Regions from separate parts of the Homo sapiens genome. Here region 1 is linked to region 2. Evidence: chromatin contacts called from ENCODE Hi-C or POLR2A ChIA-PET data. All regions are on one chromosome and are shown on one strand. The core of a region is the stretch at or near the end of the contact, and the rest is flanking DNA. Distances in the headings are between cores, read along the strand shown. Region 1 holds the start of POLK (DNA polymerase kappa). Region 2 holds the start of CENPH (centromere protein H).

The links. Hi-C counts contacts between places; a loop is a spot of excess contacts on that map. ChIA-PET counts read pairs that join two places held with the same protein, here RNA polymerase II (POLR2A). Pooled maps may share reads with other maps.
Region 1: a map with no recorded cell type shows a loop between it and region 2 (11-fold over the local background). The contact joins the promoter of POLK here to the promoter of CENPH in region 2. A Hi-C loop is called at or near these places in 1 of 37 single-sample maps with no recorded cell type and 2 of 50 pooled maps. POLR2A ChIA-PET finds 5 or more read pairs at or near these places in 1 of 52 experiments (T-cell).

Annotation. Positions count from the first base shown.
Region 1 is chr5:75,508,956-75,515,146 of GRCh38, forward strand. It overlaps POLK (DNA polymerase kappa), which reads left to right and starts at 2,936. Exons shown (of 15, transcript NM_016218.6): 1 at 2,936-2,959. CERT1 (ceramide transporter 1) reads right to left here and starts at 2,674. Exons shown (of 17, transcript NM_001379029.1): 1 at 2,157-2,674. The coding sequence starts at 2,252. RefSeq lists enhancers at 2,031-2,100, 2,851-3,230.
Region 2 is chr5:69,187,638-69,193,649 of GRCh38, forward strand. It overlaps CENPH (centromere protein H), which reads left to right and starts at 1,946. Exons shown (of 9, transcript NM_022909.4): 1 at 1,946-2,131; 2 at 4,158-4,213. The coding sequence starts at 1,998. It overlaps LOC112267932 (a long non-coding RNA gene), which reads right to left and starts at 1,840. Exons shown (of 2, transcript XR_002956215.2): 1 at 1,354-1,840. RefSeq lists enhancers at 1,558-1,797, 1,725-2,019 and a silencer at 1,878-1,997.

The DNA.
Region 1 (6,191 bases), core at 1,686-4,185, 6.3 Mb after region 2:
TTCCCCACCATGATCCATCACGATACTTGCTATAACTAGATAGAATTATTGTCTATCTAGTATTTTTGGAATCTATACACTTAAGTGATTTATAAGAAATATGCTTCATAGGTATTTCCATGTATTTCAGATTACCATATGGAAAATACCCTTTGAACTGGTATATTTCTAATATAAATTTACCCAAGCCCATTCCAAATCCACCCCATTTTGGGGGAGAAACAAAATGAATTGTACCGGGACTTATTTACATTACTCAATGGAAGGAAAAGAACAAAATCCGAGTTCTGACCTTTGTTTAAATTACCAGGTGAATACAAAGAATTCAAACTATATAATTTACATTTAAAAACATCTACCATACTCAGTATGAGTATATATACTCAATTTAGAATACCCTTGATTAAAAAGCTTCCAGAAAACTGTATATAACCATAAATTGGTAAATCTCAGGAAAATTTCCTTCATAGCTTTGAGCAAGAATACCAAAAGCTTTATTCCTATTCATTCTACATATGCAGCAACAGTCAAAATTTAAGCTATTCACCTTCCATAGAGGTGATCAAATACATTTGTATGCATTTAAATATCGAGATTGGTCTTCCATTTTTTTATCTATAGTATACCTACTCCAGAGCACTGGTTACTTTTTCCCCCGGTCACTCCACTCCCCCAACCCCCAAAAAAGTAATTATCAGTAGGTCAAAAGTACAATTTGTTTCGTAAAATACTTAACACATCACAATACTAATATGGCAGTCAGCTTCCCATCTTATGAGCAGTGATGAAACTACCAAAATCACTGAGAAGCAAGTAACCCACTTCCTATTACCAACTGAAAATGTATACCTACTACACAATGTGTTCAATAGAGATTCCTAAATTACAGGATACATTTAATCTAAAGAAATCCTGAGGAGCTTCTCGTTACTGAAAACCTTGCACTGAAATTTCAAGAATGATCACAGCATCAATATACAACATAATTTTGCTGCTATACAAATAAAAGTCAACACTTGCAATCCTTAGTTCTGACTACTCATGCCTTTCCTGGCCCCCTTCTCATTAGCTTTCTAGACATTATAAAAGCCTAATATGAAACAATTCCACAAATAATGTCCAAGTGATTTGCCAAATATGAATACTGGAAACAGGGTGATTTCTTAATAGCCACTGGCTGCACATGACATAGTATCTTATGACCAGCTTGTTGAGGGACTGGCCCAGCTCCCCCTCTCCAAGTTAACTGCTAGCTCCAGCCATGTCTAAAAAAGTTTAACAGGAAGGGAGAGAGAAGTCAAAAAGGCTACGTGAATCTTCTTACAGCAAAAACTTAAAAAAAAAATCCCCACAACTATGTAATATCAAGAGATCATCCACCTGCAGTCCTATAATGACTGCTTTGCTAAAATTTTGATACAGGGATTTTAAAAAATATATAAAAGATAAAACATCTTTTCCTTACCCTCGACCCCTTACCGCAAAAATATTTTATTATTAAGTAATGCTCTTCCTGGACTAAAGATCAGTCTCCATTCTCACATGTTCCAAGTTACTATGAATATTTCCTGTACCCATCATGTGCCGATTCAATATCTCTATTCTGAACTAAGGTACAGGGTGAGGGAGAAAGTCCTCCACATTCATCTGTCTCACTACATCTAACCTAGCAGAATTCAACACCTCAAATTTCAACACCAAGCTGAGTCGCTCCAGCTTCTGTCGAAAGAGTTGCGTCCGCAGTGCCCCCCAACCTACTCGGCTTGGCATCCTCAGAGAGACCAACCTCTTTTAAGAGGTCCGACTTGAACCGCTCCCATGCCCAGTCGTTCGGACACCGCTGAAGCCCAACCCGGATTCCTTACACCCGGGACAGCTGCCGCCCTAAGTCCCAAGTCACGGCGCGCATCTGGCCTCCCAAACTGGATCTCAGGTTTATACACCCTTTCCCTGGTCCTCGGCTGCCCCCGACGAGCCCCCGGGCAACAAGGACAGTGCCCCTATATCCCCGCCTCATCCCTAGTCGCTGCAGCAACACTCAGCCTCGCACCCCGGCACGTTCCGCGCCTCCCGCCAGCCCCACCCCACCGCCTCAGCGGATTGCCTCGCTGCAGGTGAGTCTGGCCAGGGGTCCCTTGGCACCAGGGGTTGCTCACCTTACTGAGGACCCCGCAGCGCTCCACAGGCGGCCCAGACTCCGTCTCTGGATCCTCCTCCGAGCCCGACGAGTTCCAGCTCTGATTATCCGACATGGAGGCTCGACAACCGAGCAGGAGACCGGCCCCCGCTCCCTCAGCTGCGCCGGAGGAGGCGCCCAGTCCTCGGGGTGAAGGGTCGGGGGATGGCGAAGCGAAGAGTGCCCGCTCCGGTGTGGGGGGGAGCAGGAGGAGGGACGAAGTCCGCCCGCCGCGCCGCCGCCGCGCCTGACACCGAGCGGAGCGAGGAAGGAGGACGAGCGGTGAAGGAAGCCTACCCTTCCAGCCGTCAGCCGCCGCCGCCGTCGCCGTGACCCCTGCGTTGCGCCCGGCGCTGCCACCCGAACTTAGCCCCCTCGATGCCAATTTCAAATAGGGAAGGAAAAGGGAAAAGAAGGGAAGAGAAAATCCGGCCGCTGAGTCCCGCGTCCACTCACACCTCCGCTACCGCCGCCATCTTCCTGCCTGGCCCACTATTTACCCTCCCCTCCCCTGTCCTTTCCCCTCCCCTTCGTCCTCCCATTCTCCCCCACTACTCCCCGCCCCGTCCCCCTCCCGGCGTCTGACGCGACACGCCGAGCCTTCGGGATCCTCCTCCCGAACCCTACCTCCGGCTCTCCCGGGTGACGACGGGTAGAAAAGCAGGAGGAGCGGAGAAAGGAGAGGGCGGGGTAGGGATGCAGCTGTGCTGCATTCTGGGAAGGGCGTTGGTCCGTCGCTCGCGCAGCCTCCTGGGAGTTGTAGTCGCGATCCTGAGGTAACGGGTGAGTATCCCGCGCGGGGATCGCTTGTCCCCTTGGGGCCTTGTCAGTCGGTGGGTGGGCTTCGTTTGACAGTTGCGTGACCAGCCCCTCGGCCTCGCTTCTATCCTTGCCTTGTGTGTTTATGACGAACCCTCCGGGCTTGCGGGCCCAGACGTGAGAGAGCTTTCCGCTGAAGATGACGGGCCTGCTTTCCAGGGCGGCTTGTCGAAAGCCCGGGAGCATCTGGCCGCTTCCGCCTCAACCATGGGCTGGGGTTTTGTGAGCTACTAGTGCCAAGGGTTTTCTTTCCACCAGACCACCGCTGTAAATCTCGAGGGTCTTACTCATTAGAAGTTAGAATTCACATTTGACGTTTAAAGGAAGAATTTCCTTAGTACCTTCTCACAAGCACGCACTTCGCATTTTTAGATTTCTAGAGTTTGCTTTGTAGAAAGTAATTTTGAGGTTGTCAGAGAATAAATGACGTTAGAAAGGTTTTTAAAGTAAAACAAGAATGTGAGATGATAGCCTGGGATTTTCTCTTGGTTGTAAATGAATATCTTACTGAGAACCACGTTAACCATGCCTGCCCCTCAAAGATAGGAAAGGTTGGATATATAGAAACTTTCTCGTATTAGAAATACCGAAGTGCAGTGGTTTTGTGTGTACAAGGGATTAGGCAATAGGAGGCTATTTTTGTTTTAAGACTAGGGTTGAATTAGCAGAAAGACCAATAGAAGATCTAACAACTCTTGTCAGTTGTCAAGGATAACTTTGATTATGAGACTTTGACTTTGTAGCTTCAGTAATTTCCTCTCGTTAGCTATTTTAATATAGTCGATTTCCTTGTAATTGCCAAGAGTAAAATTTGTTATTAAACCTTAGAAAGAGTACTTTCTTACTACAAGGATGGGACGATAGGAGCGAAATTTCGAGTCTAAGGGAAAACGCTGGCCGAGTGTGGTGGCTCACGCCTGTAATCCCAGCACTTCGGGAGGCCGAGGTGGGTGGATCACCTGAGGCCGGGAGTTTGAGACCAGCCTGGGCAACAAGGTAAAACCCCGTCTCTACTAAAAATACAAAGATTAGCCGAGCATGGTGGTAGGTGCCTGTAACTCCAGCTCTTTATATCCTGGTTTCAAATCTAGGCTTGATGACCTTCTCCCATATCCCAGTATCATATTTTTTTCTTCCTGCATGGGGGATTAATTACGATTCTGAATGGTTGGTAGCATGAAGCTAGGTTATCCCTATCGTGGCAATGGATATTTAAGTAGGCATTGCCAATATTTATCTTGCTTTCTTTTACTTTCTTCTTTTTCTGACCATCCACACTCCATTTATATTGATGAGTTCTTTTACTAATATCAATTATTATTATATTATGCTCATACTGCCATGTCTTATTCTGCAGCTTTGATCCTTAAGGTGACTTTGCATATCTGTCTAGGACTCCTTTATCTGTTGATTTTTACCATTTAAGTCTCCAAAGACAGCTGTATTTTTGGAAAAGTGGGAGGGAAGAGGTAGATGGGGATACTCATTGATACCTTAATGCACTTCACAGCTGCTTGAGAATATGTCAGATCTCATAAAAAGTTCTAACATTCGAGAATAAGACAGTGATTTCAGAAATGGAATTTCAAAGGGTGTGTAGGCCACCCTTTTTATCCTGTTTCCTATTGTAGAAATGAGAGCCAGGCTAGGAATGTTTCAAGCAGAAATATTCTTACTATTCAATGAAATTGAAAATGTATTCCCATATCTTTTACTCCTATCTGTTTGGTTTATGGGATAAAAACTTGTTAGAGTAGTTGGTATTTCATAGGCTTCACTATAACATTGGAAAATCTTTTAGTCTAAAAAGCACACAGTACGGTACACCAATGAACAGTATTAGTGCCCACTCTTGGCATGTACACATGTTCTTTCTGTCGTTTTTATTTTGCTTAGCTTTTGAGTCTCTTCCTGTTACTGTGAGAAATTCTTTTATTAATATTTTAAAGGCATACTATATAAAGCAGTGTGGTGGTATATTAGGTATCAGTAGAATCCTCTTGATAGTTATTTAGTAAACGTGTTTTGCTTCCTGTTTTTTTCTAACCTTTTTATTGTTTCACTTCTACTATAATTTCACATCCTTTTCTTCTTAGTCAAATAAGTTGAAAAAATATATTTTTATAGAACATGTTGCTATGGTGATAGTTTATGAAAATATACTTTATCCCTGTTTAAGATCTTTATTAAGATCTTGCTATATGATAATCTGACTGGGGTGCTATAAAAGTAAGATATAAACCACTTCTTCTGTAGATTCATTGTTTTCTAGCATTTTTCTGTCTAGGTATTCTGACAATAATTATGTGTAGAGAGTGAATAAATATTTAAAATTGTGTGTGACATAGGAGGTTTTCAGTAAATAATAACTGATGAATGAAATAAGTTTAACTTGGTTGATGATTGAAGAGAAGTTGTGGGAACTGCAATTAACAAGGCCCAAGAAAAAAATCACTAACATGATTAAAATTGGTCAGACACCAAAGAACCAAATAACATCATAGCCTTTTGTAAGTAGCAATTATCATTTGCCAAAGGCCTACAAAATGTCAAACATTGTTTTAGGTTCATTTGATTTATTCGCTCTTCACAAAAATCCTGCAAGGTAGACATTATTCTTACTTTACATATGAGGAAATTAACATTCAAAGAAGTTAATTGCCCAGATCATCGCTAGTGAATAGTCTAGTCCAGACTTTGGACCTTAGGCGCTTGCAATACATAACTTTTAATACATATAGAATTGATTTTAGATTTTAGAAAAGTCACTCAGGCATAATGGCACATATCTGTAGTCCTAGCTGCTCAGGGTGCTGAGGTGGCAGGCTAGCTTGACCCCAGAGGTTTGAGGCTGTAGTGAGCTGTGATCATGCCAGTGCACTCCAGTGTAGGTGACAAAGTGAGACCCTGTCTCAAAAAAAAAAAAATTCCAAAAAACTATTATCCCAAATTTTTTAAATGATTAAACATTTGAGAATCTGTCAGAGCCAGATAGATTACATTCTAGGTGTGTTACATAGTTTTTCTTTAGTTTAACAGTTTTCTTAAAAGAAAATTCATCCACATGCATTTTTAAGGTGCAGTAACATATAGCCAGTTTACAGCTCTTTTCTTGCTAGTGTACACTAGCAAATATATGTTCCAATTACGCATAAATAATTTAAATGATCTCTGGAGCCTCTTGCAACTATCCCCT
Region 2 (6,012 bases), core at 696-3,195:
ATCCTTTTTGTAAAACAAAATGAAAGGAAACAAGAAAATGTTCCATAAGTTTACATGTAGGAATAGCAAACCTAATGCCTGATTTTACATCCTGTGCTTTTTTTTTTTTTTGAGACAGGGTCTCACTCTGTCACCCAGGATGGAGAGCAGTGGTGCGATCATAGGTCACTGCAGTCCTCAACGGCTGGGGCCCAAGTGATCCTCCCATCTCAGCCTCCTGAGTAGCTGGGACCACAGGTCTAAGTCACCACACCTGTTGTTTTTTTGTTTGTTTGTTTGTTTTTGTTTTAAGTAGAAACGAGGTCTCACTATGCTGCCCAGGCTGTTCTCCTGACTTCAAGCGATCCTTCCGCTTTGGCTTCCCAAAGTGCTGGGATTACAGGCGTGGGCCATCGCCACCAGTCCATTCTGTGTCTTTTGAACTGTTTTTTTGTTTGTTTGTTTGTTTTTCGAGAAGGAATCTTGCTCTGTTGCCCAGGCTGGCGTGCATCTCTGGTGTGATCTCGGCTCACTGCAACCTCTGCTTCCCGGGATCAAAGGATTCTCCTGCCTCGGCCTCCCCAGTAGCTGGGATTACAGGTGCCCACCACCACGCCTGGCTAATTTTGTATTTTTAGTAGAGACGAGGTTTCTCCATGTTGGTCAGGCTGGTCTCCAACTCCTGACCTCGAGATCCTCCCCCCTCGGCTTCCCAAAGTGCTGGGATTATAGGTGTGAGCCACAGCGCCCGGCTTTTTTTTTTTTTTTTGAGACGGAGTTTCACTCTGTCACCCAGGCTGAAGTGCAGTGGCGCGATCTCAGCTCACTGCAACCTCCGCCCCCCCGGGTTCAAACGATTCTCCTGCCTCAGCCTCCTGAGTAGCTGGGATTACAGGCGCCCGCCACCACACGCAGCTAACTTTTGTATTTTTAGTAGAGACGGGGTTTCACCATGTTGGCCAGGCTGGTCTTGAATTCCTGACTTCAGGTGATCCACCCGCCTCAGCCCCCAAAGTGCTGGGAGTACAGGGGTGAGCCACCACGCCCAGCGAATTTAACTTTTGTCAGGAGCCGTATTACATTGACAATGGAGAGGAAGAAAACAGCACAGTATGATCAAGTTTAACTAGTGGGTAATTAGCTGTAAAAGAACTCTCGACTCTTGTTCAAAGAGGTTCAAGCTGCTGTGCTTGTGCGGCAAGGACAGTGTCCAAATGAAAAACTACAAATCAGTCATCTGTCCTTCATTTTCTCCATTCCCCCCACTCACTACACAGCTAAGAAAGCTCAAAGGTACCCTGCAGACACTCAAAACTTGAGGGCACGCAACTCTCAGTTACGAGTGGTGGCAATCATAATGACAGAATGAAGTACCAGTGCAAGAAACTGGAAGCGTGTGGATGTCTCCAGGCTGGAAGTCTGGGTTCGAAATGTCTGCAATGCCTCGCACTTGTGGCCCGTCCCTGATCTTCAGAAGCCACTGGTTTCTCCGCCAAACAAAGGGTATGCACCTCATGGGCTCAGGTCAAAAAAGTCTTCTAAACAACCCTCTAATGTTTATCTTTCACAGCCTGCCGGGCACACCCATCTTCAAAGGCAGAGGACGGAAAAGTGCCAAGATGGATGGACATATGGCTGTCGCCGCACTCCCGTGTCCAAGCGCCAAGGCCGAATGACCACTTAGGTCAGGAGATTTTTCCCCTCCAGGCTGCTGTTCCCGGGAGATGTCCCAACGTCTCTAGTCCAGCCCCTAACTCAGCACTCTACACATCCGACGCTTAACGAAAGCTATTCCAACTTTTTACCAGCCGTCTGCAGTTATTTTCACCAGTAGAGCCCGGATGAAAGAGGAGCCCGTAGTAACCACGGCAACCGAAAAACAAGGCGGAAAGGGTGGGGCCCTGGGCGGAAGGGGCGGGGCCCTCGGGCCTTTTCCCGGCGTCCATTTAGTGGCGGGAAAAGCGACCTTTTCTGAGCGCGTTTGCCTGTTGAGTGGTAGCCTTTCCCCTCAACCAGCAATGGAGGAGCAGCCCCAGATGCAAGACGCCGACGAGCCCGCGGACTCCGGAGGGGAAGGCCGGGCAGGCGGGCCACCGCAGGTCGCCGGCGCCCAGGCGGCGTGCAGCGAGGACCGCATGACCCTGCTCCTCAGGTTGTTCCCTTTGGCCTCCTCAGCCGGGGCCAAGTGGGCGTTGTGGCCCGGAACTCCGCCCTTGCTCAGAAGGGCTAGGGTTCGAATTCACGCTCGGTCACGTCAGGTCTCCGTGATTGCCTCATTCACTTAAACTGTTGAAGCTCTTTCTTCATCAGCGAAAAGGAGAGAAAAATGACCCCCTGGAGAGAGGTTACAAGGGTTAAATGAGATAGTCTAGGAAAGTGTTGAGCACAGTGCCCCGGGCCCTTAGAAGCTGTAATTTCTCCTCCTGTTTCCCCGCCCTCCCCCTACCTCTCTGGTTTACAGACAAATTGAATGCCAGAGCTAAACTGGAAGGAAGGTGCCCCTACCATTTCTTTTAGAACTACGACCCTTTGTAACCCAGAAGCTTTATATGTTATAAATTCTACTAAGCGGACGGTGTTTATACTTTTCCACTAAGCGGTTGCTGGGGAAGATTCGATGAGAAGGGACATTCGTCTTCTAAACTAGTGAGCAGGAGAAGGTCCTGGGCCAAATCTGCCTAACTGCCTATTTTTGTGTGACCACTCAAGCTAAGAATAGTTTTTATGTTTAAGTGTTGCAGGGAAAAGATCATAAAAATATTTCATAACACGTGAACTCTATTAGAAATTCAAGTTTCAGTTTCCATAAACAGTTTTATTGGAGTACAACTTTCCTGCCACAAGGGTGGAATTGAGTAGCTAAAACAGAGACCGTGTGACTCACAAACCCTAAAAAATTTACTATCAGGTCCTTTACAGAAAAAAATTTGCGGTCCTCTGTTCTATATCATAACAGAGGTAGTTTTAAAAAAATCATTATTGGCTGAGCGCGGTGGCTCACGCCTGTAATCCCAACACTTTGGGATGCCGAGGCAGACGGATCACCTTAAGTCAGGAGTTCAAGACCAGCCTGGCCAACCATGGCCAACATGGTGAAACCCCGTCTCTACTAAAAATACAAAAATTAGCTGGGCGTGGTGGCGGGCGCCTGTAATCCCAGCTACTCAGGAGGCTGAGGCAAGAGAATTGATTGAACCCGGGAGGCAGAGGTTGCAGTGAGCAGAAGATTGTGCCATTGCACTCCAGCCTGGGCAATAGAGCAAGACTCTTGACTCAAAAAAAAAAAATTAATTACCATTTTTTTCTTTCTTAAATGTTTTGAAAAATGAAAAGATGTCTATTTCTTTTTTATTGTTTTTTCCTCCTCACCCTTGCTGTCATCTTAAATTACCATTTGCTCATAGTTTTTCTACTTATGTATGATTTTTGGATTTATAGAACAACTGAAAAACTATATGAATTAGTAATCCAAGGATTAGTATCTTTGTTATTTTTCTGTATCTCCTGATAAAAATCTGTGTTTGTAAATACAGTGGTTTGGGGTTTAATCATTTTGGTCTATTCTTTGTATAGCATCCTCAGTTCAGTCTGGCCTATTAAAAATAATCTTAAGCGGCCGGGTGCGGTGGCTCACGCCTGTAATCCCAGCACTTTGGGAGGCCGAGGCGGGTGGATCACGAGGTCAGGAGATCAAGACCATCCTGGCTAACACGGTGAAACCCCATCTCTACTAAAAATACAAAAAATTAGCCGGGCATGGTGGCAGGCGCCTGTAGTCCCAGCTGCTTGGGAGCCTGAGGCAGGAGAATGGCGTGAACCCGGGAGGCGGAGCTTGTGGTGAGCCGAGATTGCGCCACTGCACTCCAGCCTGGGCAAGAGTGCAAGACTCCGTCTCAAAAAAAGAAAAAAATCTTAAACACCAATTTTTTAACTTTTCCTGACAGATGCTGTTTTCCCAGTGTATTCCATTTTGTGTCTTCCTCTGAGGCCTTAAAGTTCTTTATACCCATTTTAAATAAAATGAGGCCAAATTAGAAGTTTGTAATTAGGAGTTTAATTATTTATATTTATTTTGTTGTATCAGCTTCCGAAAAAGAATGAGTTGGTTCGTCATGTGGTAATGAGTAAAACCTTAATCAATAAATATGTGACTTTATATTCTCTTTATCTGTTTTCAGGCTGAGAGCACAGACAAAACAACAACTCTTAGAATATAAATCAATGGTTGATGCAAGTAAGTATTTTCATTTTCAAATTAGGGTTTTGTTGTTTGTTTGTTTGTTTTTTTGAGACAGGGTCTTGCTATCACCCAGGCTGTAATGTAGTGGCGCAGTCTCTGGTTTACTGCAGCCTCAGCCTCCTGGGCTCCAGCAATCCTCCCACCTCAGCCTCCCAAGTAACTGGGACCACAGGCACATGCTACTGCGCCCGTCTAATTTTCTGTATTTTTTTTGTAGACACAGGGTTTTGCCACCACACCTGGCCTCAAATAAGATTTTGTGAGTTTGATGATTAACAGTACTCGAGTGAAAATAAAATTAACTTTACCAAAAATTGTTTATATATGTTATAGTGTGGCAAAACTGGTAAACATGCAAGATATTTATGAAGTATGCTAAGTGTGCTGAAGGAAACAAAGGCATGATAAGAGGGAGGGGCTTCTTTTCATAGGGATGGCTTCTCTAAGAAGATGATTTTAGAGCTCAGATCCAAATGAGAAGAAAGTTTACGTTCCAATAGTCTTTTTGTTCTCTATATAGCTAGTACCATTTTTAAGGGATTGTGACATCCAAAAACTAGATTTAGTTAACACTGTAGAATTTCTATACCTAGGAGACGACAGATGTAAGGCAGGCCACAGGAAGTTTAGTTGTAGCCTTTGAAAGAAGATGTTTATCTAAAATTGACTATCTGCTCTTTTAGAGGCCAAGACAAGAAGATCACTTGAAGCTAAGAGTTTGAGATTAGCCTGGGAAACAAAGTGAGACCTCGTCCCTACAAAAATAAAAAAAACGTAGCCAGATATGGTGATACATACCTATAGTCCCAGCTGGGACTCACTACAACATCCAACTCCTGGGCTCAAGTGATTGAGTGATTGTACTGTACTCCACTCCACTGGGCAACAGAGTGAGACTGTCAGGCAATCAACAGAGAAATAAGTATTGATTCTTTTACCATTTAAAAAATATATATATGGCTGGGCTTGGTAGCTCACACCTGTAATCCCGGCACTTTGGGAGGCCGAGGTGGGCGGATCACCTGAGGTCAGGAGTTCGAGACCAGCCTGACCAACGTAGAGAAACCCCGTCTCTACTAAAAATACAAAATTAGCTGGGCGTGGTGGTGCATGCCTATAAGCTCAGCTACTCGGGGAGGCTGAGGCAGGAGAATCGCTTGAACCTGGGAGGTGGAGGTTGCAGTGACGCGAGATCACGCCATTGCACTCTGGCCTGGGCAACAAGAGCAAAACTCCGTCTCAAAAACAAAAACAAACAAAATATATATATATATACACACACACATATACGTATATGTATATATATGTATATATATGTGTGTGTATGTGTATATATGTATATATATGTATATGTATATATATGTGACTGAGACTTTATTGGTTAAAGGATTGTTTTTTACAATAAAGGCATCTATTTTAAGGGTACAATTTGATGAGTTTTGACAAATTTCTAAATCTGTATAATCACTACCACAATCAAGATACAGAACATTTTCGGCTGAGCATGGTGGATCAATCTGTAATCCCAGCACTTTGAGGGGCCAAGGCGAGAGGATTGCTTGAGCCCAGGGCAACCAGCCTGGGAAACATAGCGAGACCCCCACCTCTAAAAAAAACAATTGGCCAGATGTGGTACCATGTGCCTGTAGTCCCACCCAGCTGAGGTGGGAGGATTACTTAAGCCTGGGATATCAAGGCTGCAGTGAGCCGAGATCACACCACTACACTACAGCCTGGGTGACAGTGACAGGAGACCCTGTCTCCCCCAAAAAAAGATACAGAACATTTTCTTT